2 separate regions of the Mus musculus genome follow, and region 2 is linked to region 1. The links are chromatin loops, found by intact Hi-C in ENCODE. Cell type or tissue: left cerebral cortex. All regions are shown on one strand. Links, peaks and the distances in the headings refer to the core of each region. The heading gives the core; the rest is flanking DNA.

Region 1 (15,005 bases), core at 3,755-8,754:
ATGTCCAGTGCTTGAAAGACATTGTTACGAGCTGGAGAAGACAGACCACTGTGGCAGAACCTTATTTTGAGTGTACATCTGGTGATGTCGGATAAATAAACTATATACAGAATCCAGCTTTTAAAATAAATCATTTGAGTAACATTTCACAAAAGAAAATACTCAAAGAGCCAATGAGCATATAGAAAGACTAGTCAATAGCATTAGGTCATTATGGTAAGAAACTCACAGTGGTACCTGCCTGTTTATTAACAGCTCCGCTTAGAAAAGCTGACAAATGCCAAGGGTGTCGGGGTGTGGGGGGACTGGAACTCACTGCCACCGGTGAGAACAAATGTCAAGTACTAAGGACATGTGGAAATCAGCTTGGAAGGGGTTTTAAAAGTTAAACATATACTGGCCATATGATGCAGGCATTCTAGCCTCGTATTTACCCAAGAGAAACAGCACCAGCTGTCCCTACGGAGACTGGGACATGAATATTCATACCAGCTTTATGGGTAACTAAATACTGAAATACCCTTAATGACTAAGAACCTGAACGTCTATCTCCCATGTAAGGGGGAAGGTAAATGGCAGTGTGGTCACCCGATACACACGCTGTGGCATAGCTTCAGGATTGCTCATGGCCCGAAAGCTACACAAAACACGCAGTGTGGCGCACACCAGACGCTGCGATGTAAATGCAAGACACACACTACGGTGTTGTCATGGAGTAGGAACACCGTGAGTCCCACTGGACAGTATGGCTACACTGCAGGCTGGAGAAATGGCTCCGTAGGGAAGAGTGGTTGCGCTATGAGGACCTGAGGTCAGATCCCAGAAGCCACATAGAAAGATGGACCAGGCTTCATACGGACCTGTAACCCCAGTGGTGTGAGCAACAGAGACTGAAGGATCCTTGGGTTTTGACGGACTGCAGCCTGGCTCCAGATTCAGTGAGAAACCCTGTCTCAAAGGAATAAGGCAGAGAGAGATAAAGCAGGGTACAGCATCCTCCTCTGACCTGTTAGCATGACTTCTGTTAGCATGCATGCCTTTACACAGCTGTGCACATACATCACACTAAGAGGGTGGGGGCTTAGGAGGAGAAGGAGTGAAAAGATTCCCAATACACTCTGGGACATGATCCTAGGTGGAGAAACTGGGATTTACCTAAAATCTAGGAAGTACATGCTCTTGTGTGGCAGAAAGCAGGTAGAGATGGTTGCTCAGAGACAGTGTGGGGGTGGGAACGCAGAAGTGGGGGTTGTCACAAAGGGTCCCTGTGGGAAGATGAGCTGCTCATTATCCCGAGTTAGTTGTGGTGCCTTCACAGATGCATACGTGTCAAAACTTATCAAACGGTACCCCTTAAATATGCACGGCTAATTGCTTGGCGATTGTACTTAAATTAAGCTGCTTTTAAAGACAAGCAAGAGGAGCGATCCAGAAGTGAGGACCCCCCCTTCTTGCCCAGGCTTTGCACAGCCTGGACAAAGGACTGGGGTGGGGTTGATCCTTAAGAAATGACTGCTGTTCCAGGTCTGTTTTCCCTGTCTACAGAGTCACTCGGGTCCATGAGCCCTTAACTGAGCCCTGGCTAAGGGAGTCTCCCTAAGCCTGGTGACATGTTAGGATCTTGCCTCCGTGGGATCATCTGGGGCTTGGACAGGAGCTTCTTACAGCTCCGGGAGTGTGCTCAGGAGCTGTGCTGCAGATGCCTGGCTGCTACTGCATGGGAAGGGGACCCTGAGATGGTCACAGGCACAGTGTGTGGCAGATCCCAAAACCTTCCACTGTGTCTGGATAAACAGGCAGTGTCCTGGGCAGGCTCTGGGGGGTCAGGCTCAGGCACCTAGGGCACATGGTGATAAGGACTGACATCAAAGGCCTCACAAATGAGTCCATGAGGGCACTGGTAATGAGCAAGGTATGGCCTGGACTAGAATATCTGCTCTCAAGCTCCCCAGCTTCCCTGAGTGGGTGATGGTCCCCATTCACCCACTATCAGGAGCATTGAGGTCCCTAGTGACACACATTGTGCACACTACACATCATGGACTGAGCCTCTGGGAAGAGCTGCAGAGAAAGAGAGAGAGAGACAGAGAGAGAGAGAGAGAGACAGAGAGACAGAGACAGAGAGAGACAGAGAGAGACAGAGACAGAGAGACAGAGAGACAGAGACAGAGATAGAGAGAAGATGCTGATGTCACTGGTGAAAACACACGAGGCTTCAGAAGCCCAGAAGTGGGATGACTTCAGACAGCGACAGATCAGAAGGAGAGAGTGCATGGTGACAAGCTGAATGTGACAGCGACTAGGAGCCCCAAGGTAACCAGGCTGCTCCCTTGCAGTGTGGGCATGCTGTGTGTGTTTTCTGTTGGTGATAGCCTCATGATCACACGCACACACACACACACACACACTCAGATGGTGGAGGAAGTTGTCATCATGGCTTTCTTAACAAAGACTGTGGTTCCAATGGGCAGTCCACTAAAGCCCATGTGTTGATAACCAACCCTTTCACCAAGCAGATCATTCATGGCTTTGCCATTTTGCCAGTAGATACCCCACAGTGAAGCTTTAAAGGGAAAAAAAAATCCTTCGAGCCCACCAGAGATCAAATCAGAGAAACCAGGATGCTGTGCTGATATAGGCCTGTCCCTGCATTGTCACTAACTCCCTGAAAGCAACAGCTGTGTGGGAGAGCAGGCATAGACCTTCCAGGTAGGAAAGGACACTAGAGTTCCACCCAGCAGGCCAGGCAGCAGAGGTGACTTTTGTGACCACTTGGTCCTGTGGTATGTTTTTAATCCTTAAAGGACTCATCTATGGACTGGGAAGATAGGCTTTTCTGTGAGCATTCCTGAAATAGGGGCTCTGCCCTCAGCCTGCCAAACCCCCAGAAAACCAGCTCTCCTGCAAGGCTCCCCAATTCTGAAGATACTCAGCTCTCTGGTTCTTCCTTAGGGAAAGGGGAAAAAAAGTACCCAGAAGCTGGTGGGGATGGACCAGGGCTGCTGTCTGACCACCTCATGGAGGTGTCAGGGGACACGGTGGGGGAGAGCAAATACGCCTCTTTTCTCATACCTGCCGGATCCACATAGAATGGGAGCTGAGGCTATAAAGAGGCTCTGCCCGATAGCTGCCCTGTTCCCTGGCCCCACCCCACCCACCCACCCCCAACCAGGGAGAGGCATTTGAAGGGAAGGGACAGAGTGTGGGTGGCAGACTGTGTCCTTTGGCGGCAGAGCTGGAGCAGGGGTCACTGCAGCTGCAGGACAAGGCTCCAGTGACACGTAAAGGATGCTTGGCTCTGTGCACAGCCTGACCTGGTCCTGACCACCCAGAGCAGAGGCACTCAGAGTGACTGTCTCACTGGGACCATCAAACCTTCTGCTGCTTTATCATAAGCACAGAGCCTGCTCTGATCAGGAAGATGCCTGAAGGCTTGGGACCCCCTTCCCCATATGCTCCCGTTTACTGAGGGCCCCGACTGGTCCCACAGAGTGGGACCCATGAGATCCTATATCTCCTATGTTTTGAAAAAGAATAGTAAGGAAAGTAGAGAAAGATGGGCTGGTCTAAGTGGCCAGCCAGTGCACGCCTGTGCAGCTCTGCTGACCTGTCCCTGCATCTGCTGGCCCTGGGGTTTGGGGCTGGCAAGAGGCAGCAGGTAGTCATCTTAGAGAGGGTTCTATGAAGTTACTCTGGGTCTCAGGCCTTCAGAGCTACGGGCAATTTTCTCCCTGAAGATCCTGCCATAATGTTGGTTGTGAAGAGCCAGAGTTGGTGAAGCACAGAAGGGAATAATTCCCCCCTTTGTCTAAATTAACTATTTTACTAATTTTATGTGTTTCATTATGAGAGTTTCATATATAATTTCATGTTCAAAATCAAGATAGCATAATACTTTACTGATATTCATATCCTCCACAGCCTTCTCCTACCCCATCTTGTCCTACCCCCCAAAAGTCCCCCTTCTGTTTTCATGTTACATATGTACACACACACACACACACACACACACACACACACACATACACACACACCCTGCATGTCCTTCTTTTGCTTTTTATTCTGTGATAAAATACTGACCAAAACCAACTTAGGAGAGGAAAGGATTTATTTTCACTCATTCCTGGTAGCTCATCACTGAGTGAAGCCAAAGCAGTAAATCAGGGCAGGACCTGAACACAGGCATTAAAGCAGGAGCCTCAGCAACCTTTCCTACATAGCACACAGCACTAGGACTACCTGTTCAGGGAGCTGTATCATCTATAGTAGGCTAGGGCCTCCCACATTAGCCATTAATCAAAGACAATGCACTGCCAACTTCATGTTCTTTCTCCCTCTTAAAAAACAAAACCAATAATAATAATAAGAGAGAGAGAGAGGGAGAAGGAAGGAAGGAAGGAAGGAAGGAAGGAAGGAAGGAAGGAAGGAAGGAAGGAGGAGAAAATGCGCTATAGACAGGCACATCTGATGGAGGCACCTCCTCAATGGAGGGTCCTTCTCCCCAGGTGACTGTAGTTTGTGTAAAGTTGAAGAAAACTAACCAGCACCCTGCATACCAGGTGGGAAAGTGTAGTGTCCGTCTTTCCGAGGCTGCCTGACTTCACTGATGTGATCTCCTCCTAGTTACCTGTAAATGGCATCATCCCGTTCCTCTTGGAGACTCAGTAAATCTCCATTGTGTGTAGGCCCCGTATTTCCTTCTCCATCCATTTGCTTGCTTGGTTGCTGTTGGGAGACAGGGGTCTCTTACAGTCCAAGCTAGACTTGAACTCCCTCTATAGCTAAGGATGCCTTTGAGCTCCTTGATCCTCTGGCTTCTGCCTCCCCAGTGTTAGGAATGTAGTCTCGTGCCACCATGCCTGGCTTTCTGTATATCTGTTGCTGGGAACCTGATTCCACAGCTTGCCTATTGGAAATAGGTCATTTCTTCTGGCCTTTGACCAAGGTGAGTCCTTTCCCACAGCTGACCCCTGGTTCTCTTCACCAAAGTGGAGTAGAGCTGGCCTCCACTCCACCTGCCAAACTTGGCAGGCTTGGAGCCCACGTCTGCCTTTGTGCAATGTGCTTCTGATCCCTGTCTTTGCTCACTTTTGGTCATAGGAGGCCACTTGTATGTAGTCTTCAGCCATGACTACAAGCCCTTTCTCACCTTTCTCACCAGCTGTGCCTCTTCTTGGTCCCCTCGTAGCCTCAAACACTTGTCTCAAGCTCTCCGAGCTTCAGTGTCTCTATCTGACAAAGACGCTGTCACTGATTCCCAGAGCACACATCTATGTTAGAGCAGACTATATGGGTGGATCACCCACCCTGTGTAGGTCCATTTCCCATCTTGGTAGTTCAGGCTATAAGCTCAGAAAACTTGGTCCAGACTTTTAGGGGAGTCACATTCAAGCTAAACCCTCACCTACTGTCTGCCGTGGAATAGAGACCAGGCTCCAGCATACATGGAATTCAATGTCAATTCCAATTCCTTCTCCAGCCCTCCAGAAGCCTGGGCAAGCCTGAGGCTGCCTGCCTTGGAGTTGGTCCCAGGCTGAGGGAGGGAATGGGTGAGGTAGACAGGATTCAGGGTGCCTCCTTCTGTCCTTCGCACCCCAATAGAATCCCTTTCCAATCAGGAGGCGTTCCCATGGCAACCCTGCTGGGCCTCTCTGCCCGCACAGCTCCTTCTGTGTCTGTAGAAAAAGGAAGAAGCTATTGCTGGCCTTGCCACCGTCGGTCCCACCTCACCTCGCCTGGCTTTCCAAGGTGTGAATGTCTCTTCTCCCCTTAGAATACAAGAACACGTCTGAACAGGGACATCCCCCAAGCCAGCACCAAGACACAGAGACACCCATCCCCCAAAGCTACCCACTCACTCCCTGAGACTGGTCCCCGCCTGCCCCAGCAGGACAGATTGCCTTGGCAAGGCGATTCAGATTATAATTAGCACTCATTAGCACCTCAGCAATCTGCGAGACAAGTCACCTGTCGCCAAGTCCCCTTCTTGGGAGCTGAAATAATTCTTGCCAGTGATTCCCCTGGGTTCAAAACATCAGAGGGAGCCGAGCCTCTGTAGACAGCAATCCAGGCAGTGCCCTTTGTGAGCATCCTCCGCCCTTCCTGCCTGCACTCTGGAAAGTTCTGTTGGTAAGAACAACAGGAGGTGGAGAGGTTAAAGTGGTGCCTTACTCAGAGGCTGCCTGGGGACACACCATGGCCACCACCGCACACCAGCAACCCCAGCGCAAGTCCTATGAGCAAAGGAAAGCGGGGGCTCACTCTCTGCTGGAGGATATCCGCCATCAGGCAAGGCAAGGATGTTCTAAACTGCTCTAAGTACCTGCCTTGGCCGGTTCTGAACAAGGGCCAGGAACCTGTGTGAGGTTCCCATCTGTACTGGCTGATTTTGTGTGTCATCTTGACACAAGCTGGAGTTATCACAGAGAAAGGAGCCTCCCTGGAGGATATGCTTCCATGAGATCCAGCTGTAAGGCATTTTCTCAATTAGTGATCAAGTAGAGGGACCAGCCCATTGTGGGTGGTGCCATCCCTGGGCTGGTAGTCTTGGGTTCTATAAGAAAGCAAACTGAGCAAGCCAGGGGAAGCAAGCCAGTAAGTAATATCTCTTCATGGCCTCTGCATCAGCTCCTGATCTGCTTGAGTTCCTCCAGTCCTGACTTCCTTTGGTGATCAAGAGCAATGTGGAACGTGTAAGCTGAATAAACCCTTTCCTCCCCAACTAGCTTCTTGGCCATGATGTTTGTGCAGGATTAGAAACCCTGACTAAGACACCAGCAGAGGAAAACCATCCTCTGGGAACTCATAGCCTATGAGAGAAGCACTGTGGTCCCTTGCAGACTGGACCCCACTCCAGAACTTCTAGGGAAAGAATTGTGAAGGCCAAGGGCTGGGGAACCTGGCCAGTGGTCCCAAAGCAGGAAGAAACAGCAGGCATAGCCCCCAAACAGACCATCTATCCCTCACTACAGGGAGAGAGGTGCTGTCTCTCAACAACTGACTCCCTCCTCCTTCATGTCATCTTCTGGGTGACAACTGAAGTCACTTCAGAAACAAAGATGCTTGAATCTCCAATGCTGGGGTTGTTAGGCCCAACGAGAACATTTTCCAGATGAGAAACAGTTACATGAATGTCACCCAGTGGTCTCAAACTCCCTTAGCCTGTTATCCTGGCATGTGGCCTCTGCCTAGGATCAAGATCACAGGAGAGCAGTTCTGGGTCTCTTCTGGCACTCTGGGTCCAGAAAACCCTACTGGCTCCATATATAGTGAGACATCTAGAGATATGATAAGACAGTTGCAAAAAGAGACCCTGAAGAGGAGTGGGAGAAGGAGGAGGAGGAGGAAGGAGGTAAGAGGAGGAGGAAGAGGAGGAGGGAGAGGGAAGGAAGAGGGAAGAGGAGGAGGAAGAGGAGGGGGAGGAAGAAGAGGAGGAAGAGGAGGAGGAAGATGGGAGGAGAGGAGAGGGGTATGAGGAGGAGGGGGAGGGAAGAAAGGCCTTGAGCTCTAAGCTTCCATGGGTGGCAGTTGCTGCTGTGAGCAGGAAGAGGGGCTGCCTTGAAAGGAAGGCAGGCCAGCAGTCTTTACATCAGTTACCAGATGCAATCTGGGCTGGTGGTACCTGTTTAGTAGTGACAGCTCAGCTCTTGGGGCTCTGGGAACAGACAAAAAGGCTTGCCTGACTTGAACTTAGCTGCTTATGGTGACCCCCAGTCTTAAGAAAAAGTGGAGGAGGAGGAGGAGGAGGAGGAGGAGGAGGAGGAGGAGGAGGAATAGAAGAAGGAGGAAGAAGGGGAAGAGGAGGAGGAAAAAGAAGAGGAGGAAAAGGAGAAGGAAGAAGAAGAAGAAGAAGAAGAAGAAGAAGAAGAAGAAGAAGAAGAAGAAGAGGAGGAGGAGGAGGAGGAGGAGGAGGAGGAGGAGGAGGAGGAGGAGGAGGAGGAGGAGGAGGAGGAGGAGGAGGAGGAGGAGGAGGAGGAGGAGGAGGAGGAGGAGGAGGGAGGGGGAGGGGGAGGAGGAGGAGGAGAAGGAGAAGGAGGAGAAGGAGGAGGAGGAGGAGAAAGAATCCAGAGCTAAAAGACTGAGCCCTCAAGTTCATGTACTTGGGATCTACCCACAGGAGGGCCAGCCACCCTGTCCAGCTCCCATACTCTCCTTGCCCCTAAGCTCTGCCAGCTTATCCCTGGGCATCATCTATCATCCATCATTGCTCTATAGCAGGAAGCCCAGCAGAATGAGATTGGTCCTAGCTATTGACCATTACTGTGATGAAACAGTGTGGTCATAAAGGAAACTTGGGGAGGATAGAGTTTATTTGACTTAGGCTATCACCTCATTGTCCATCAAAGTCAGGACAGGGACTCAAACAGGGCAGAAACCTGAAGGTGGGAAACAATGCAGAGGTCAGGGAGGGGTGTGCTCACTGGCTTGCTCCCCATGGCTTACCAATCCTGCTTTCTTATAGAACCCAGGACCACCAGCCCAGGGATGGCACCACCCAAAATGGTCTGGGCCCTCCCCCGTCAGTCACTAATTAAGGAAATGTCCTACAGGTCTGTCTACAGCCTGATCTTATGGAGGCATTATTTTAGTTGAGGTTCCCTCTCTCAGATGACTTTAGCTTGAGTCAAACTGACATAAAACTATCCAATACAGGGATACCCAGTCCATTCTTTCCCATACATCTTTGTGTGACTGTAGAAGTTAGCCAACCTCTCTATCAGTGACAGCAATGCTATCTTCCCAGGGCGGTGGTGAGCAAGTAACTCCACAGGTTCTTAGCCCAGCATTGACCAACAGAACCAGGCAAGTGCTAGGGAACCCCTGAGGCAGGTTTTCTGATTCATTACCCAGGCTAGACTTGGGGTTGTAGGTGAACAGATAGCAAGCCACCCGAGCGTAGCATCCCTTCTCCTTGGGTTCCCAAGGGACAGGCCCCAAGGGTCGGGGTGGGGGTGGGGGGTTGTGCGATCCTTTCCCATGCTGGTTCAACCTCAGTGTGCAGCCTGAGCTAGTAGGGCCAGGAGAGGCCTGGAGCTGCCTACAGGCTTGGAAGAAGCCAGTACAGCTTGTGTCTCTCCTACTGTCGCCACCCTAGCTCATGGGGTGTTGGTTAGTGACTGTCTACATGGGTCTGTGCTCATGTCTTGAATGGTCTTGGTCAAAGTAATCGTCAAAGGGCATGTCCTCATTAAGGAGTGCTAGATACTAGGGACTCTAGGGAAGGGCCCTCTACCAGCCTCAGGCCCCTGGAGAATCATGAGGCTTTACTGAAAGCCATCTTCAATCTGCCTGCTGGCAGGCTGCTGGGAGCTACCAGCGGTCAAGTTTAAGCGAAAGCACCCCCCCCCTTCTTGCTTCACTGGCTTCAGAGACAAAAGCCCCTCAAACAAGACCCTCCCACCAAGGGCCTCTGTCAGTAGAATCTTCTGACTCACTCTGGGACATCTGTGGCCTCCCAGGCTGAGGATGCAGAGAGAACAAGGGCCAGGCTCTGAATAGGTATTCATGCCCAGCCGTCCACACTCATTAGGGTTCCAGGGCCAGCTTCTTTTGGGCAGCCACCCCCAGGACCTCTACTACCTCCAACATTCTCCCCCCCCACCCCCCGCGTAGTCCCCAGATCTCCATCTCCAGTGCCCGCCACTGCCCCAAAGGCCTTGGCAATTGTTCTGCAGACACCTGTCCTGTGCCCGCCGGCTGCAGGCAGACAGGGTCATGGCTACCACAGCTTATTCACACAGACCCTGAAAGGAGGCCCTTGGGGAGGCTGCCCCTGGCCTCTCCCGCTCCTCGGCAGTGCAAGGAGGCGGGGCCGACCCAGTCAAACAGTATTTTTTCTGTTCTCTTCTGAACAAATAGAATTCAATTAGAAAAGAAGAAACCCAAGGCCAGTCGAACAGTGCACAGGGCTGAAAAAGAAAAAGAAAGAAAGAAAGAAAGAAAGAAAGAAAGAAAGAAAGAAAAGAAAAGAAAAGAAAAGAAAAGAAAAGAAAAGAAAAGAAAAGAAAAGAAAGGAAAGGAAAAGAAAAGAAAAGAAAAGAAAAGAAAAAAACCTGCAAGAAAGCAACATCTTTCTGCATCCAGAAACAGTAGTGGGATGGATGGTCTCTCATGGTGTCCTCCCTCCTTCCTTCTTTCTTTTCCACCTCTTTATTTTTCCTTCTTTCCTCCTTATCACATAGGGTGCACCGAAGGGAACAGGCAGTGGAGAGGACCCATGGCTGCAAACAGTTCATGCCATTGCTTACCTGTTCCTGCCCCTCAGAGACAGCCAGCAAGTGAGACCAAGTCCAGGCTCCTCCCGCAGACCCTGCATAGGCAGAGCTAGTGAGTATTGGTGAGCCCTGCTTCTCCCCACAGTCTTGGTCACCTCTACCATGCCTATTCTATTCCTTGGAGACCTGGCTACCGCCCAGAGCTATCAGGATTAGATGCTGGTGGCCCTGGCTGGGCTGGACCTCACGACCTAGAACAGGTTGCCTCAAGCTCACACAGATCTGCCTGCCTCTGTCTCCTGAGTGCTGGGATTAAAGGCACGTGCCACCATGCCCAACGCTAACTACAGAGTCCAGATGCGAAGGAGGGGGCAGAGCCTTTTGCCATCTGGGAAGAGCATCAGGAGGCATGAGACTGTCTTGGGCTGCTGGAAGTGTGGGCTTATCTCATCTCCAGTTCCCGACTTTGAACTGATAGGTGTGGAATGGAGACAGGGCGCTCTGGCTGGCTTGCCCTTTAGGTGAGCCATCCACCCAGTGGCTCTGGGATGGGGGAGGCAGTAGATGCAAAGATGTAAAGGAGGCTCAACACTGGTGAATGAGCAGTGAACACCCAATGTGTATGTGCTTGGTACCATTCAGGACCTGGAAGATGAGACCAGCCTAGAGATCAGAGAGAGGTTGTCTGGGGAGAGGAGCTGGCAGAGGGTAAGGGGCCTGCGCTGGGAGCACGGTGGGATGGAAGTGGTTTCTGAGTGCTGCCTCTGAGCTCCCTCTACAACTGTGGCCTCTGGGAGCCTGACCCTGACACCCAGTTCTCTGTGTGTGCCAAGTCCGGTGCTGAGTGAATAGCCTCCGCCCTGAGGCTCACACCTCACTGTAACTGAGGTGTCAAGCTCCATAGCAGCCCTCACTGTCATCATGAGAGTGGCATTGCTGATGGTCACTGACATCAGTTTGGGGTGTCATCACCAGGCCTGACTTTGCGCTACAAAGCGCAGGGCCTTGACTTATTCTCCTACCCTCCACTCAGGACCGTTCTCCATTTCCCCAGTTCCCACTTGCGTGAACATGTGTAAGTGACAGGCTGCGTGTCTCACACAGTCTTGCTGTTGCTTGCAGTGGCCCTACCCGGATCTTATATTTTTGGTTGTGAGCCTAGCCTCTAACGGCTGAGCCATCTCTCCAGCCCTACCCTGATCTTACAAATGATAAAGCAAGGTACAAAGAGACTAAAAGATGGTCCTAAACTTTACCTGTCCTTTCTAGGGAACACATGAGCCTCAGCCTCTCCCCATGCAGCCGCCTCTCCTGGGCTGACTGGCTTTCCCACTGGGCACTTCCTAGCCCAGCTGTGGACACTGGCCAGGCTGGGGACAGTGCTCTGTAATTTCAGATGTAGCTGGGCATGTGTGCGTGTTATCGGGTGATACTTAAATGGTAACCTTGTCCAAGGCAAACCCAAGTAAGTACGTATTTGGGAACTGTAATTCCAAGCTTGGAGGCCTCCCTCGGGCAGATGGGGAGTGTGGCGTCATGACCGCGAACCAGTCGTTCCCCAGCTTTGGGTTTGCAGCATACAGCTGGGAGGTGAAGGCCTGGGACCAACACTAGGGTTTGTGGCCCTCTCCTGCCCATGCCACTTGACAGCTGGGAACACAAAGATTCCTAAGGTGCCTGATGTCCGCCCCAAGACTGGGCCATGGCTGCGGTCATAGACACCAGATGCAGAACTCAGGAGAGGCACAGTCTTCAGGGACAGGCTGCAAGGAGGGAAGCTCACCCCCATTACATACAGGGACAGTAGGGGCAGGGACTCAATAACTATATTCTGCAGAGCTATGGGAGGCATTTGAGGGAGGGGAGCAGAGCGTGTATAAGCAGGGTTACAGATTCATTGAGAGACTGTCTCAACGAACAAGGCTGAAATTGGTAGATAAGAATGTCTGACGTTAACCTCTGGCCTCTATACATGTGTGTGCATGCATGCGCATGTGTGTGTGTGCATGTGTGTGTGCGTGTGTGTGTGTGTGTGTGTGTGTGTGTGTGTGTGTGTCACACACACAGAGTGATAGGATAGAGGGTGAAGGTGGGGGAGGAAGAGAAAGAGAAAAATGGGATGATGTCAAAGAGGTACGTTTTGTTTTTTTGTGTCCCATGTTCAATGCCACATGATGCTCCAGGGGTGTCAGGAGTATGGTGAGGGTGTCAGGAGTGGGGTGAGGGTGTCAGGAGTGGGGTGAGAGTGTCAGGAGAGGGGTGAGGGTGTCAGGAGTGGGGTGAGGGTGTCAGGAGTGGGGTGAGGGTGTCAGGAGTGGGGTGACAGTGACTCTTTGTTTCTATAACATGTACAGAAAGAGGTCAGAGGTACAGGGGCTCAGGAGCCATGTGAGGTTAGAACAGGTCTTAGCTGCACAAAGCACTGGGGCTGGAGGTTTGGTGAGGAGGTTTGGCAGAATTCTGACCCAGAGTACCAGGAATCTTAAAACAACTGAACTGGATTCATAGGTATATGCTGTGAAGAGATTCACAAAAATGAACTAAAAAGGGTCACCAACCAAAAGGAAAGAGTTGAAAGTTTTAATTAGAAGAAGTCCTTGTGCCATAGGATTTGGGAAAGATTTCCTAAATGGTACCAAAAAAAAAAAAAGTATAATATATGATCAAGATTTAAAACTGGAGTCAAGTGTGGTGGTGCACACCTTTAATCCCAGCACTCAGGAGAGGCAGAAGCAGGCTGTTCTCTGAGTTCAAAACCAGGCTAGCCTACATACTGAGTTCCAAGCTAGCTAGGGGCTGCAAAGTGAGACCCTGGCTAAAATTTGAAATTGAGCTGACCAGATAGCTTAGCAGGTAGGGGCACTTCCTGTCAAACCTGATCTGACTTTAATCCCAGAAAAGAGATTGACTGCCAAAGGTTGTCCTTTGGCTTCCCCATACACGCTGTGGCACACACATGTACCCACACACACAGGCATACTCGCTTGCTTGAACACGTGCACACATATACATTTTAACTTTTCAAAAAAAAATAAGTTTGGGGGGCTGGAGAGATGGCTCAGCGGTTAAGAGCACTGGCTGCTCTTGTGAAGGTCCTGAGTTCAAATCCCAGCAACCACATGATGGCTCACAACCATCCATAATGAGATCTGACGCCCTCTTCTGGTGTGTTTGAAGACAGCTACAGTGTACTTAGATATAATAATAAATAAATAATTATAAAAAAAAATAAGTTTGAAATGGATAGACAAAGACATATGATGTTAACCTGTGGCCTGCAAACACAGACACAGTCACACATACACACACACACACACACACACACACACACACAGAGAGAGAGAGAGAGAGAGAATACCTTGCCCCCAGTTCATCCAGTTGCAGGCAGAGAATAAGGGGCAGGCCATGGAACCTCAAAGATTTCTCTTACATTTACTGAATGTGTGGCAACAGGGTGGGTACCTGCTCATGCTAAGTTGAGAAAGGCATCTATAGGCATTATGGGAACCAAGGGAGGGACAATGAATGTCTTATGCAGGTGGGGGACAGAAGACACCTAAGGTTCCTAGTCGGGGGCACTGGAAGGTGGTGGTGGGGGCGATAGTGGGAGATGATAGAATTACCTGACTCCCATCATGCCCAGCTGCCTCCTCGCTAACTGACTGGATAAGTAATAGGTTCAGGTTTGAACCAAGAGCTATCAGCAGTTTCTGCAAAGATCATTTAATGCCGTGTCCCCTGAAAAGGAACCAGCACATACAATCCCAATGTGTGGGAGATAGGGAACCCTACAGGAGCCCCACTGCCTCTCCACCATCTTTCCTGAGGCTGCCCTTTCCAGGAAACCAGCCTATCTCCATTTGCCTTCTACCACGCCCCAGGCTTCATGAAGGTTTCTGGCCTGCCTCCACTTAACCTCTTAGGTTCTTTCTAGACCAGTCTCTTGGGATAACCCAAGGGCCTAGACAACAATGGGTGGCTTGGGAGAGCTGAGGGCAGAGGGGTGGCACCCAGCTTGGCGTGATCAACTCCCAGCTAGCTGCAAGATGGCACCCCCTACCCACAGGGGCAGGCGGCACCTCTTTCCAAAAGGGCACTTGTGGTCTAAGGGACAGAGGCCTATGACAACATGACAGCTTGCTGTTACAGCCCCCTACTCTGTTGTCTCTGCCTCCCTTACTCTGCTCCTCTCTTTAAGGTGCTCAGCCCTGAGGAGTCCCTGACTGTTCCCACAGCCCATCCCATTACCACAGTCATCATGACACTCATTCTCCCCACTACCACGAGGATCCCCACCCCCCCACCCCATCTGCTAAGAGCCAGGCACCAACCTGGAACTGTGAGTGCTCAACCTCTTCCTGTGCCCTGGGCGTGGGGGTGGGGTGGGGGTGGCATAATGCCCTCCAGCCTGAATGGGGCCTGCCATGGCAGCAGAATCTAATTCTGCTGACTGGGATGGCATCACGTGACACTCCGGATGCCAGTGCCCAGAGGCCCAGAAAGAACAAAAGCCATGAGCAGTGGTATCCATCAGTGACTGAGCATTGCGGGCCGCTCAACTGCTCTTTCCAAACACATTAGAGGGCTTTGGAGAACGAAGCTCCCTCTGGTTACATTGTACATGACCTAAGAGCCATTCCCAGGTGGCAGGCTGAAGGCTCGGCTTGAAGGCTTGAGCATCCACCAACCTGGGAGGGGCCTGATCCTCAGCCCTGGGAGCTGCCCTATGCATCTGGAAGGGGCAGAAAGGACCCAACACATGGGTGAAACTGTCCAGCAGTGCCTCTCTGA
Region 2 (15,005 bases), core at 6,386-11,385, 92 kb before region 1:
GCACGGTATGTCATACTTGAAAATTTTTACCTTATTTTAGTGCTGTGTGTGTGTGTGTGTGTGTGTGTGTGTGTTACATGTATAGTGTGAGACGTGTAAGCACACGTTTGCCAGCACACGCATGTGAGGTTGCTCCTCTCCTTTCATCATCCGTTACGGAAATCAAGCTTAGGTTGAGAGGCTGTGCACAAGTGCTTTTTATCTGCTGAGCCCCGTACGTCACATTTTTTTTCCTTAGGGTCTGTATTTTTATAGTTTTTGCATTGTTGTTCTCATGAGTGTATTTGGGGCGTTCTCCTTTCTTGTAAGTTAGTAATGTTTGTCTGAAGTCTGTTTATTTAAGACTCTATTATGGTGTAGGGAGCAGTCAATAAAACAAAAGCAGAGACAAGCCAGGCAGAGGCGAGTGGATCTCTGTGCAGTCCTAGGCTGGCTAGAGCCGGAGTGAGCTCTGCTCTCAAAAACCGAACAAAGAACAACAGCAAACAGTGATGAGCAAGTAGGAAAGTTTTCTAGGGCTACACATTTCAGAAACATGGAGCCAAGCATGCTGACACACACATGGCATCCATGCCCTAGCAGGACCTTGTCCCAGAAGAAAAAGGAGGAGGAGGAGGAAGAGGAGGGGGAGGGGGAGGGGGAGGAGGAGGAGGAGGAGGAGAGGGGAGGAGAGGAGAGGAGAGGGGAGGGCAGGGGGAGGGGGAAGGGGAAGGGGAAGGGGAAGGGGAAGGGGAAGGGGAAGGGGAAGGGGAAGGGGGAAAAAAAACCTGGCCTTTACTGTAAGGAAAAGCCTTGGCATCCTCCGTCTCTGGGTGAATAGTCTCCTGACCTAAGTCTTTTAAACTAGGTCTTTTAAGTCACATACAAACCTGGCAGGCTCCAAGCAGGTAAGCTGTGGATAAAATAATTATTAAAATCTGAGATGTCAGACTCTAGAATTTACATTTAAGTCAACTAAAATACGTCTTCACACAAACAAACAAACAAACATACAAATAATACACTTTAGAGGAATATAATGTAAATAAGAGTTCCATGGCATAGTTTATACAGTGCCTAGCATCCAAAACAAAATCACCCGACCTACAGGAAAATGTACTCTATTGTCAAAAGAACTGTTAGTTAAAAGAACTGTTAGTTAAAAGAACTGTTAATCAAAAGAAGCTGACTGCAAACCAAGGATTTTAAAGGAGCAGTAATTGTGAATGGACAATATGTATTATATGAACGAAAAGATATAATAAAAATAGAGACTAAAAGACATCGAAATTCTAGAAATGAAAAATGTAGTATCTGAAATTAAAAGGTTTATGAATTCTTAACAGTACCACAGAGATGGTAGGGAAATGTGCATACTTGATTCGATAGGAGCCATCCCTTCTGAAAAGGATAGGGAGGGGGTAAGAGTGAAAGCACAGGGAGCCTTGGTAATATGCCGCAGTTGTTAACCGTTCTCACAGTCTGCTACATGCTAGTGGGTTATGCTTTGTCCAGTGTGTGTACAAAGGATATTCCTCCTCCTAGAGCAGGCATGTGTCTCCAACCACTGACGCCCTCTTGGAAACTTACTGTACTGATCTTTGTAAAGAGCGTTGATAGAGAATAAGACACTTTACTTTTAATAACCCAATGCCAAAAAAACAAAACAAAAACAAAAACAAAAAAATCAACCCAATGCCTTTCTTAGGGGCACGCCACAGGTGAGTTCTTGTGTCAGTGATTATTTTGTTGCTAGTTTGGAGTGGCCTCTTACAGGAACATGGTGTAGTAACCCTTAGGCTCATGAGATAGTTCCTAAGAGTCAGCAGCAGGTTACACCTTACATAAATGTGGAGTGTAGCCAAGCGCTATGCGGGGGGCGCTGGGGCCCACGGGAAGTTGCTTGTGTGTTCTCTAGTAGAGCAAACACTCTGGAGAGTGTGAAGGATTCATTCTCTGAGTGTGAGAACGCCTCTCTACCCCAGTGTCTTTCCTGTGCTAACAAAAGGCTCGAACCTGAAAGTATTACTGACCCCTCCTCCCTTATGTTCCGGAAGCGTCTTTATTCTTGTAGCTCACTCCTGATTCCAGTTGGATAGTAAAATGTATTTTTCTTGCTTATTTTTTCCTGCAAGGGATTAAGTTCAGTAGCTTTCAAAAACTTGTGTTACAGTTACAGCTCTAGGGAGGTGGCTGGGGATAGTTCTTCATATGTGAGTCAATTGTTCCCTGGCTGGTGTTTAGGTGGCTTGTTTGGCTTCTATGTAAATTGGAGCCTTCGGATACATTTGGCTTTAGATTTCCCAGACTAGATACAGATGCAGGGTAGGGGGATTTGTCTCATCTCACTAAAAGAAGAAAGGCACGGATGGTTTCTTTGTTCAGTGCTGCATGGCTGCATCATGTCTTCTTACAGGTTTGTCAGCGCCAACCTCTGAGCAGCCTTGCAGAGCAGGTTTTGCTGGGGACGGCAAAGGAGAGGCTGTCCAATGGTGTGTTGGCAGAACCCAGAGTAGAATTTAGATTTGTTTTCTTGAGAATTCCCAGATCTGTCCCTGGTCTCCTGCACTCTAATGTAGACTTGCTGAAGATCACCTGCCCATAGGCCATCCACCTAGAGCCTTTCAGCTCCTTCTGGGTTGGTTCACATCCGAACCTCCGGTGTTCTTTCATCTGTTTCTTCTTCACTTCTCCATCAGCTGTGGATGTCCTCAACCTTCAGGGCATTCTTTGGTTGATGAAAGTTTGCCTCCTGGGAGGTTCCATTCTAGGAATGTTGTGAGAATTCCTTTCCTGGGGAAGCAGCTATCTTTTCTCTACAAGCTCCTGAGAACACACCAAAGTATGATCCTGGGGAATCCACAGTTCACCCAGAGAACCAGGGAAATTTGGGGGCTTACTTTGGGTAAGAGACTACTAGTAAGAGTGGGGGGACTCCAAAGCATTAGCACCCAGAAATCTTGGCTTCCCCATGGCTTCATAGATGGAGTTCCTACCAGTTTGCTTTCCCAGCCTATATACTCTAGCACCTCCGGAAGCTACTTGCAGTTAGGGCAGAATTTCATACAAATGGCTGGGAGACACAGGGGGAGAAGAATCTCCCTCTCTAAGGGTAGAGAAGTCATCTTCCCTCTAATGATCCCGTGAGGGCTCTTGCAAGCAGGCACAGCTTGTGAAAAATACAGTTGTTTTGCTAAAGGATTGTGTTCTATAAGGAACATCTGGGGATCTTGCCTCTGACCCACCAAGCTATTGGCAACAGGAACTTTGGTAGAATCTTTATACAATGCATGGAAGCCTTTTGAACCCTACTCGATTTCTGCTTGTCACATAAAGTCATTCATTGGAATGGCATGTCCAGCAGCTGAGTAAGGCACCTCTGTGGCCTTTCGAGTTTCCTGCCTTTTGCATCTGCATTGGGTCACTAGAGCTTACTCTGAAAAAGGTTGACAGAAGAATTGTTACCATTAGTTTCTAATGGAGAAACCAAGGCTCAGGGAGATTTCAGTGTGATTTAATTTAACTGAAATTTGAATCAGTTTGAATGCAAGCTTGATGCTGTAGGTTCTGAAGATGATGTTGTCAGTAGGGGCTAACATGTGCACTGGTACTATTACTTAACAATTGTGTTACAGAGGCCTGCCAGAGAGGATCTGAAAGGCTGTCTTGTACTCTAGGGTGGCCATTCCAGAATAGTTCTTTCTGGCAAAGCTGGAACACGAGGACATAGAGTTAGTGGGATGGGAGATCATCTCCCTCTGTTTCTGCACCTTTGGACAACCTGCTCAGAAATGTATGGAGCTCAGCCCTCCCTGGGTCACGCTGTGGCTCTGATGTTCAGGTTGCTGCTCGAACTATAAAAGTCTAGCCTTCTTTACCAAGTCATGACAGAGGTGCTCCTAACCTTTCCAGCTTCCCCTTACTCTGTTTTCGGCCCTCCATTGCATGGCACTCCTTTGCTATGGCTGTAATGATTAGTTTACCTTTAACCCCTGTGGACCAGATGGAGAGCGCCTCTGTTTGGGTTTGCATTGTAAGAAGCACATGGATATTAATGCTGTAAACACAAACCATTCTCTGCCTTCTTTGATAGAACCTGATTCAACTCTCAAACCACAGTTACGCTTTCTCTTCCCACTCTTCTGCTTTTTACTATTGTTGAAGCTTCTTGAAATGACTTATTTGAAGAAAAAAAAGTTTTTAATTCTTAAAGCTAAATATACTATTTGAAATATCTGGGAAGATGAACCAGTTTGTCTACTTTTTTTTTGTCCCCAAAGAAAAATGTCATTGACTAAAGTACATGTACTTGTTGCTTGTGGGGTGCATTCTGCCAAAGGCTCCCTGTCAATGGCGGTCAGTTCTTCCTTCTTTCCCTCCTGCTACCTCTCCACCTTGTAGCAATTCCCAGCCTTGGTGCTGGTGCCTGGTCATCTCTGTTGACATATGTGCACACAAAGCTTTCGTTGCCTGTATCAGTTCATTTAAAGACAAGTCAGGCCGGGCGTGGTGGCGCACGCCTTTAATCCCAGCACTCGGGAGGCAGAGGCAGGCAGATTTCTGAGTTCGAGGACAGCCAGGGCTACAGAGAAACCCTGTCTCCAAAAAAAAAAGAGGTTCAGGGTGTGAGGAAGGTGTAACTCATGGCCTTCTGTCCAGAACTGTCCTTTAGGAAAGAGGTTCTTAAACATTTGTGACCATAAAAGCACATTTGTCAACTTTTTGTTCATTGTGTTATGCCTTTAAAACTTGTACCTGGGAATTCATAAGTGAAGGTTTATCTTTTGTGATCTGTAATTTTTAAATTAGAAGTGTAGGTTACTCTACAGTTGTACAGTGCTATAGGTCCCAAAGTATTTCCAGACATGCATGTTATCTGCTTTGTCCTTCGTCACCCCCTTCCCCACTGTCCTCTTCCAGCCTGCACTCCTCCTGCTGATCCCACCCCCTTCTTCCCCATGATGGTTCCTTTAAATGTGTCCTCTCCATATGTATGTAATGTCGCTCTCGATCAGACATAGGCTCTCGTGGGTGGTAGGCAGACTCTACCTCTGAGCGGCATCAGTTGCCCAGTAACAGTTTATCGTAAAAGCTATTTGTTGTAGGGCTGGACAGAGATGGCTTGACAGTTAGGATTGCACTGCTCTTGTAGAGGACCCAAATTCTGTTCCCAGCACCCATGTTAGGTGGCTCACACCTGCCTGCAACTCCAGCTCTAGGGGGATTTGAGATCTCTGGCCTCCTCAGCTCCTTCACTCACACACAGAGAATTAAAAATAAAGTAAATCTTTAAAAAGTTGTTGTATATTCACTACAACAATATGGAGTGTGCTCCAGGAATCATTTGTTAAACAAAGACTAGATAAAAGAAACAACTTTACACCTGAAAACTAAAATTCCTTTAAATTCTGAATTTTGAGATAACTTACAAGCTTTTTATGTTTGAGATTTATTTGTTTGCTTAGTCAGTGTGTATGTATTTGAGGGCATGTGTGTCACTGTGCATGTAAGGAGGTTCTGTCCTTCCACAGTATAAGTCCTCTGGATTGAATTCAGGTTGTTAGGCTTGGTAGCAAGCAAGTTTACCCACTAAGCCACCTCAGCAGCCCTGTTTGGGATATATTAATACATTCTGACCTAGTGTATGCCTTAAGCCTTTTTGTGTGGTTCAGTTTAGTGTCTTTCTGTATGCAGTGCGGCAAGCCTTTCAGATTCTCACATTCAGAGCAGGCTGGCAGGCCAGTCCTTTACAATTCCCTCCTGTGTAACATGATTTCAAGCAGGGTGCTTACTTAGTGAGTCTGAAAACTGGAAACAAATTTATGGCTTGGATTCCAGTGCCCAAGCTGTTTTATTGAGACTGTTTTTCTTAGAGTCAGTGACTGCTCATTGTCCATCAGTGCTGACTAATGATTGATTGAATAACGACTGGATTAGCACGTGCTAATATCTTCCATTGAGCCGCTGTAGCATAGGCCAGGGTTCCAGAGTCCTTACTGTCTGCCATGAGAAGGGACACTTTCTATAATCTTTCCCTGTACTAGCATCATGTGGACTTCCCACCTTCTTTTCCCTTTCCTTTCCTTTCCTTTCCTTTCCTTTCCTTTCCTTTCCTTTCCTTTCCTTTCCTTTCCTTTCCTTTCCTTTCCTTTCCTTTCCTTTCCTCCTCCTCCTCCTCTTCCTCCTCTTCTTTCTCCTCCTCTTCCTCCTCTTTTTCTTTTTTCCCTTTTGTTTTTCGAGGCAGGGTTTCTCTGTGTCCTGGGGCCTCTGTCTCCCAAGTGCTGAAATTAAAGGCATGCACCACCACCTCCCAGTCCCAACTACTTTTTTCATCCATATGTTCTCAAGTTGCTCTTTTAGAACTGCTGGTCTCACAGAGCTTTGTGAACCTTTGGAAACATCAGAGCAGCCAGAATCAGGTTCTCCTCCACTGAGCCTTCCCTTGATGGGTGGCTTTTCTACCTTACTCTGCATATGCAATTGGTTTCTGTGTGTGGATATATCTTGGTATGTATCTCAACAGATTTATACTTATATCTTGCTTTTACTTGTCGTTGGTGTGTATAGATTAACCACTACAACAATATGGAGTGTGCTCCAGGAGTCATTTGTTAAACGAAGACTATGATATGAAATTTTTCATAATGGCTCACCTTTACCATAACAGGCTAGATCGGTTTGCAACTATACTGACAACCCCAGACCTCCTTCCTATCCTCCGCTGCTCTAGCACTCTTTCATAAAACTTATTTTTTATGTCTGCTGCTGAGAAATGAGTTGCAGCCAGTCTTTGCATGGATCTTGAGCTGATCATTCTGTACAGGTGATGGGTTGCTAAGCCATCTGGCCTTCTTTCCCAGGTCATGGTGTAAGTTTGCCCATCTTCTCAGGGCAAGTGACTGTCCTGTGACTGTGCCTAGTCTCTCAGCGCTACAAAGTAAGCTGTGTTCTGTTGCTGCTATTTTTCAGTCCTTACAACAGGCAGTGGCTTGCAGTAGTGCAGACATAACTAAAATTCTGTGAACACAAAGTGGCTCCTTGGTCAACCACCCACTGACTGTAGTGCCATCAGTTCTGTTCTCAGCTTCCTTGCTTCAAATGGAGACTGCTGTACTTGCTGTGGGGTCCAAAGGACTGAATGTGACAGGATCTGATACACTACTTAGACTCTTCATGGACCTGAGCCTTCCTCTCAGGTTATCGATCTAGTTAATTTATCATCTCCCAACTATATGGCTTAAAAAGTTTTATTACATTTATTTTTGTGCAGGAGTGGGTGGTATGTGTGTCTATGTATGCATGTTATGGCGTGAGTATGGAAGTCAGACCACTTGTAGGAGTTGGTTCTCTTTCTACTATGTGGGTTCTGGGTTTTGAACTTAGGTTTGGTGGCAAGTTCTTTTACCCACTGAGCCATGTTGCTGACTCTCAGATATATATATTTAAATGGAAATTGTAGATAACATGCCATAGGAATTTACTAAGTAAAGGAATCTTGATGCCTTTTCTTTCTAGGTGGGGCTTGTTTGGGGAAAGTACTGAAAGCATGTAAGAAAATTTCCCTTGGGATGAGAGTACTTTTTTTTCTTGTCAGGTCTACCACGAATGCTTTTATAGTTGAATTTTTCTCTTGGCATTATCCACTGAAGAGGAGAAGTATTTTCTATATCTATTCTAAAATGTGTTCCAGGACAGTCTTAACGTATAGAAGGACACCCCCCCCCACACACACACACACTTACTCATTTATTTAATGTGTGCCCACATACACATTAAGTGGACATTTAAACTGTGGACAAACTGACAAAAGAGGACAGCTTTTGTCAGTCAGGTCTGTCCTTTACCCGTGTGGATTCTACAAATGGAGTTCGTCCGTCATGTACAAGCAGGCGCCCTTACTTCTTGAGCCACCAGCCCTGGAGGAACTTTTCAGTCTCAGGTCTGTGTCCTCCTGCCTGCGTTGTATGCTCTCAGAGTTACAGCGTATTGATTTGATGATTGAGTGTATAGACAAGATCTGGCTCGCTTAGAATTCCACTTCTTTGTAATATAATCCAAGTTCAAGAAATATGTCAAAATTCATAAATCAAGCTGTCACCATTAGTTTCTTGAACTTACAGTTCCTGCTACAGAAAGTGAAATTAAAATTCCTATCTTGAGGATACATTCAGAGATTTCGTTTGTTGCAGCTGTACCTTTTTTTTTTTTTTTTTAAGGCAAAGAGGAAGGCTGCCGTGGTAGCTCCATGGTAGACCATCTACCTCGCCTGTGTAGGGCCCTACATTCAATCCCTGGTACTGCCAAAAAAGCTAAAGCACTGCCGATGTTTTATTGTTGGACTTCAGGACTCCTCCTTTTCTGTTTTGTAATAGGCGTAGTCAGCTTGTTCTTGTGTGGGAGGGGCATGGCATGCTTTAAAAGGGAGACTTACAGGAACTGCAGGAGCCATCTGTTGCTGTTACTGCTGCATGCCAGGGGTCCATGGTTTGTGCTTCCTCGTGCTACCCTACTGCCAGTTGAGTCAAACTGCTGAACTCCAGGTTCAGTGAGAAACTGTCCCAGAAGACAAGGTGGAGAGTGATGGAGGAGGACACCTGATGCTAACGTCCGGCCTTCGAGTGCACATGTAGCAGGCTTGGTTTTTAGCTTGTTTAGTTTTTTTCTTACAGCACCTGAAAGTTAAGAGGAAAACACACACACACACACACACACACACACACACACACACACACACACACAGAGGCATGGATCTAGAGGTCCTGTTTGTCCCTGATAGGAGGAAAATGGCCACCATGGTGACTATAGCCAGTCTTCCTTCCTTTGTTCCCTTTGCATGATCTGTGCACATGTCCTTACCTTGTTCAGCCAGTATCTAGGGTTTATCAGAATTTCAATTCGGCTTTTATAGAAAAAAATTAAAACATTAGCATATGATCTGGGGAATTTTACTAACAAAAATAATTAAAAACTCATATCGAAGTGATCAGGGGCATTCTTGAGTGCATATCAATTTGTCAGTGTGAAAGAGAGGCAGAGGCAAGGACACAAAAATGGAAAGATTATTCAATCCTGTAGTGTGTTGGGTTTCTTTTTTTCTACTGCAGAGGAATAAGATTTGTATTTACCTTCTGCTGGTTTGGGCATGTTAGCTTTTGGTGAATGAGTGCATGTTTCACATTTCTATTGCATGTCAGAATCTAATGAAAACCCAAGTAATTTTGACACTGTAAAGTTTCTATCTCTGTAGCTGTCATTAGTTTGGGAAAATGGGAAAGTTTTTATTTCAAGTGTTAAACTAGCCCCTTCCATTTCTGAGGGAGCAAAAAAGATGGAACTGCCTAGCATACATCTACAGCATTGTCAGCCTTTGGCATGGCTAATTGTTTGCTTTTCCTGGCAGCAAAGGATCAGAGTTATATTATTAAATACCAGAAAAAAAATCAGTTTTGAAGTAATTATCTGGCATCTCTTTCTTTCAAAGCTTATCTTATTTTGGTAGAATTTAATTTCATACTGTTATATTTTAGTAGGAGAATGGCATCGAGTCTCCCATGCTGTGATGTTTAACTCAAGTCTGTGTTACTGCTGGGTAGCAGTTGGAAAGAGGCCATTTCTACTCAGTTCTCCAGATAGGAGCTACCACACTGTTCTGTAACCATGGCAGGGACCTGAACTCTAGTTTAAGTATGTATTTGCCATCTGCTCTGCACCAGCTGGTGTTCTAGACAGTGAGAATGTAGAAATGGATTTGGCATAGTGCCCTCTTGAGGAATTCATGTGCACAGGGAGACAGATGTAAGAACTTGCCATTTAAGTGAGTTCTTGAGGCTAGCCTGAGATTGAGTGACTGCGGTGTGTACCAGAGAGATGGGAAGGCTCCACTGAGCTCAAGATGAGCCGGGTGCCTATGTGAAAAGCTGAGGGAAGCAGGGGATGGGCATCATGCTGTGGGCTGGCCTCGCTCACAAGGGGAGTGCCGGTGCCTGTGAGCCTGGCTTGTGGCTCAGCACTGGGTTTTGCCAGCTGGCCTCTTTCTGCATTTAGCTGGAATGTGAGGACAGTTATAGCCTTTGGAGACTATCAGAGATTTCATTTCTGAGCCTTCTTGTGCTGTTTTAAAAATGGACTTTCATTGTGCTACCTGCTTACATTTGCTTTTAGTTATTTAAGACAATTGCATTTGGTGTTCCCCTAGGCCCTTGTTTACCGTTTTTCTCAATTTGTATATCTCTGTCTTTGTCTTTTCCACTGCCCTTCTCTCCGCTTCCCCATCTCTTCAGTGGACTTTCTCCTAGTGACTTAGGGGTTTTTAATTTGTTCCTGTTCTGTGGGATTGTCCTCTTTAAACATGGAGGGCCCATGGCTCCTGTCTTGTAAGCTTGTCCTCAAACTGTGCTTTGCTTTTGTCTCCACCTCCTGACATCACAGAAGGTTTATCCACCTCTTGCCAATTTAACATTAGAAAAGATTCTGAGACTGGTGAGATTGCTCAGCAGGTAAGAGCACTGACTGCTCTTCCAAAGGTCCTGAGTTCAAATCCCAGCAACCACATGGTGGCTCACAACCATCTGTAATGAGATCTGACACCCTCTTCTGGTGTGCCTGAAGACAGCTACAGTGTACTTCTAATAATAATATAAATATATAAATATAGATGTATAATAATAAATAAATAAATCTTTGGGCCAGAGCAAGCAGGGACTGAGCAAGCAGGGGGTCAACCAGAGCAAGTAGGGTTGATCAGAACAAGCAGAGGTCCTAAAATTCAATTCCTAACAACCATATGGAGGCTCACAACCATCTGTACAGCTACAGTATACTCACATACATAAAATAAAATAAATAAATATGAAAGGAAGGGAGGGAGGGAGGGAGGAAGGAAGGAAGGAAGGAAGGAAGGAAGGAAGGAAGGAAGGAAGGAAGGAAGGAAGGAAGGAAGAAAGAAAAAGATTCTGATGCTATGCTGACAATACAATTTGGGCCCATTGCCTGCGTGTGGCAGTTGTCTTCCTGTGTTCTGTCTGTAAACATCTCAGTAAACTGTAGCCCTGTTAAAGGAGGGGTTGAGAGTTTTTCATGAACTAGCAGCCTGTGAGCTCCAGAATTTTACTCTCCTTGTCACTGGCCCACTGAAGACCTTTGAGCTACTCCCTCAGCAGTGCTGAAACCCTGTCCTCTGCAGATCTTATCCCAGTTTCATCCTGGGGACTTCTTATTTCCTACTCTGGATTTTCACTTCTGCTTTTACAAAATTATGCAAATGCCCTTCCAAGGATTAAGCAGACCATATCCCACCAGTCTTGCAGGAGCTACGGAGAGCAGCTGTGCGCCAGGGGCCTGCAGTATTTCCTCTGAACTTTCCTTGACTGCCTGCTTCTTGTATTATTGTCTTCCCTTTAGCACAGCGCATGGAAACTCGGTTGTAGAGAAAATTTAAATTCCAGTGGTTTTGTTTGTTTGTTTATCCCTTTTTCTTTTTTTGCTTACTCACTAGGCGACTCTTCACATGTTTAATTTTTGAGTCTTACTTCATTTAGAAAGAAGAGGTAATTTTCCTGAGCTCATGTTTGTTGTGAGAACTAAGTCTCATTAGTCCAACAACACCAGTAACAATCTTGTATGAGTGCCTCCAGTGTTAAGTACTCCAGTGATTATAGCATGGCTTTCTTTAGCCTGTGCTCCTCACAAGCCTGAATCCCACTATGTCATTTGGCCTTTCTCAGTGGAACATATGGGAACCATCTTCTAAGTACACCTCCTTGGTGGCTGGTGGTTGCTTCTCGTCCCTCAGTCTTGTGCTTTGTCCAACAGAGCAGGCAGCACCCATGAAGGGTTCCAGTAGTGCAGAGGATGAGCTCCCTGCCAGTTTCTTCTTTGCTTGTGAGCTTCCATTTTCTTCCCCCACAGTGTGGAAGTGGCTTTCTCTTGTTAGCCAGTTTCCTGGTACCCAGCAATGCTTGGTGCTAGGCTCTATAAAGAAAATGGCCGCTTTACTGCTTTATGTAGCACCCAAAGCAAAGCTCCTGCCCTCCTCTGTGTGTGTGCACAGTGCTGGCAAAGCCTGGAGCAGAGCTGCTCATTCACGTAAGCAGAGGGCCAGTGCTGTTTCGCCATCATCTCCTTTCATTGTGTTACAAGTGTCATTGTTTAGCTCTTATTTCCTTTAGTTCAAATTTGTATGAAAATGCTGACACACCTGGATTGAGAAACATTTCAAACCTTAATCATTCTTTTATATATTTGTGTGAAAGCATTTCTAGTCTTTTCTTGACAATAAACTCTGACCCAGACAGTTAGGAGAGCGAACGCAGGAGCTAGACTTGATGCTGCATTCATTCTCTGTCCTTTCCACTCGCGCTCGCTGCCTTCATAGTGGCTGCCTTCCTCTCAGCCATTCCTAAATGGAGGTGAAGGGGGCTGTCGATACCCTAGTAACCAGATACCCCATAACTCCTTATCCCACTAGCAATAATAATTTGTATGTATTTGGAAGCTCTGTATTTCTTTTCAGGAAAAGTATTAACTTAGATACTCAGATGGGAAAAACAGACATGTTGAGCCTTAGTCAAGAGCTTGCAAAGGCTAGCTGCTTCCACACTGGACATCTGTAGCATCAGTGCCAGCAGCAGAGTGAGCACTGTGCAGTCCTTACACTGTGCCTGGCACCCCTTTGAGCCCTTGCTTTTATCAGTGTATTTATCTTCGTGATACTTTTTGAAAGTGGACACTGTTATCCCATCTTCATTTGCAAACTCAGGTATGTGGACATTAAATAACTTGCCTGGGTCTCATAGAATCAGTGGTAGAGAGCACCAGAATCTTGCCAGACACATTCTCAGTTTCCTTATCTGCTCAGCCCTGGCATGACCACGGCTTAGGAATTGTCACTGGGGCACCTAGTTATCCAGGGCTGTTTCTCTTAGGGTTTTCTATGGTGTGATCATAGGATTGATTTATATCTGCAAATGTATGTGGGATAACCCATATCTTTCAAGTATGAGAGTTATAGTGGCTTTTGTAAATTAAGCATGAATTCCCTTGGTTTTCCAGATTATTTTAAGTTAAGTAATATGGAATGCAGTCTTGAAACATTGATCTTTCCAAAAAAGAAACATTGATAAAAAGAAAATTAATATATCAACATATTCCACAAACAGAGTAGACAGTTGTTTTTAATCACTTAAGGAAAAAGAACTAAAATAAGCACATAAAACAATTGTGACAGAATGGCAGGCATTTCCTAAGCTGCTTCCAGCTTCTGTTTGTAGTTTTCTGACTCAGGTGGCTTTGAGGCCCCTCTGAGAGGTGCCCATTACTGTGCGAATGGAGCCTCTCACAGTTTATCTGTGTGTGTGTGTGTGGGGGGGGAGATTCTTCTGTCAGTAGAGTTGCTTATATTTCTTGTGTCAGTGACATCTTACATCACACATCCTGCCACAGGCTCCATTTAGCTCATGCTACTCTTGGACATTTCATTAATTTGTTTAATGCACAAATAATTTCTGGGAATGATTCATTGCTATTTGCTTAGTAGTATAACTAGTGACAATGTCAAATTTACCTGCTGGAAAAATCCAGGAGGAAATGTTTAAATTAAGTCAGTGGCCTGCAGAGTTGGGGACAAGAGGAGGGGTCTGAGCTAAGATTCATTTTCTTTAGTCCTGAACCTGTGATCTGTGGCTGAGGCTGCAAGAGGACGGATCAACCTGAGGAATGGAGTCCGGGAGAGAATTTCCAATGTCCCCAGGACACCTGGGGCCTCCTCCACACAGTTGTGAGTGACTGTCCTTCCTAGCTGCAGCCTAGGACAGCCAGCCAGAGGGACTGTGGAGGAGGAAGGCTGGGGAAGGCTGAGTTGCCTGTGGTTGAAGGGTGTTGACAGGAAAAGTCTGACTAGTAGGCTAGGCAGGCCACAGGATTAGGGAGGGGAGGGAGAGCATGCTGCTTACCTGCTATGATTTCAGCTCTGGAAACCTTGAGTAGTTGCCTCTGCTCTCCCTCAGCCTTAGAGGAGATCAGCAGAAACTTCGCACTAGTTGGTTTTAAACTCCCTAACTCCCTGCCTTCCATATTGCTCCCTCTCCCCTGGGAACAGCTGGTTCATTGGGCATCCTGACCTGAATTCAAAAGTCTGCTGTTGCCCCTTTTGGCTCCTAGAAGTGGGGAGTAGAGGATGATTTGTTGAGAACTTGAAGAGTGTTAGAAAAAAATCATTTTTGTCCCTTTAAAATATCGTTTTTAATACTGAGAAATCATTTCTAGCCATTTTAGAAGATTAAATAGCAATCTGGCAAAATGGCTCGGTGTGTAAGGTACTTGTTACATGCCTAATGACCTGAGTTCAGTCCTCAGAACCACCTGATAGGGAAGGTGAGACTGGACTCTGACAAGCCATCATCTGACCTTTACATGCTCCAATGGCAGACATGCAAGCATCTACATGCGCATAATAAAATATATTTCAAAAAATAAGAGAGTAGTCATGCATTTGTAATGGCTAATCTTGGTTGTCATTTTAGCACTCCTGGTAAAGGGACCCTGAATGTGCAGTTGTCTCCTTCAGATTGGTCTATGGGCATTTCTGTGAGGTATTTTCTTGGTTGTTTATTGATGTAGGAAGGCCCAGCCCACTTAGCAGTGCCATCTCTAGGCGGATGGGCCTGAGTTAAATAAAAAGGTGGCTGAACTTGAATCTGAAGAACAAGCCAGTGAGCAGCATTCCTCTGTGGTCCCTCCTGTAGTTTCTGTCTTTGTGAGCCCCTGCCCTGGCTTCTTTGGATCATGGACTGTAACTTGTAAGGTGACATGAACCCTTTCCCCTCAAGTTGTTTCGGTTATGGTATTTGTCACCGCAACAGGAATCAGACTAGGTCAGAGCATCAATAGAAAGTACAGAAGAATCCCCTTGGGTTACTTGGTGCTTGGTACTCTTTTTGAGTTATTCTTTGCTAGTAATTGTACATATGATTCAGCTTAAATTTACTAGGAAAATAAGCTCTGGCTCCACAAATCTTCAAATATTATCT

The links. Peaks named below come from ENCODE experiments on the same cell type or tissue, not always from the same donor. Only the 100,000 strongest peaks of a DNase experiment are listed, where the experiment ranks them.
Region 2: a loop joins it to region 1, with 8 times the contacts of the local background. A loop is called at or near these places in 2 of 42 quality-filtered maps.

The regions. Positions count from the first base shown.
Region 1 is chr15:85,488,643-85,503,647 of GRCm38, forward strand. 7530416G11Rik (RIKEN cDNA 7530416G11 gene) reads right to left here and starts at 14,585. Exons shown (of 5, transcript NM_001256072.1): 1 at 14,546-14,585; 2 at 10,248-10,309; 3 at 5,968-6,123; 4 at 5,405-5,675; 5 at 4,094-4,725. The coding sequence starts at 6,090. The coding sequence ends at 4,640. In left cerebral cortex, for the core only: no CTCF peak of the experiment used is centred there; DNase peaks (open chromatin) are centred at 5,662 and 5,852; H3K27ac peaks cover 1,595 bases.
Region 2 is chr15:85,393,695-85,408,699 of GRCm38, forward strand. All of the region lies in intron 9 of Atxn10 (ataxin 10), which reads left to right. Among named protein-coding and RNA genes, the nearest start is that of Gm23517, 50 kb to the left of the region's middle. In left cerebral cortex, for the core only: no CTCF peak of the experiment used is centred there; DNase peaks (open chromatin) are centred at 8,390 and 9,708; H3K27ac peaks cover 1,698 bases.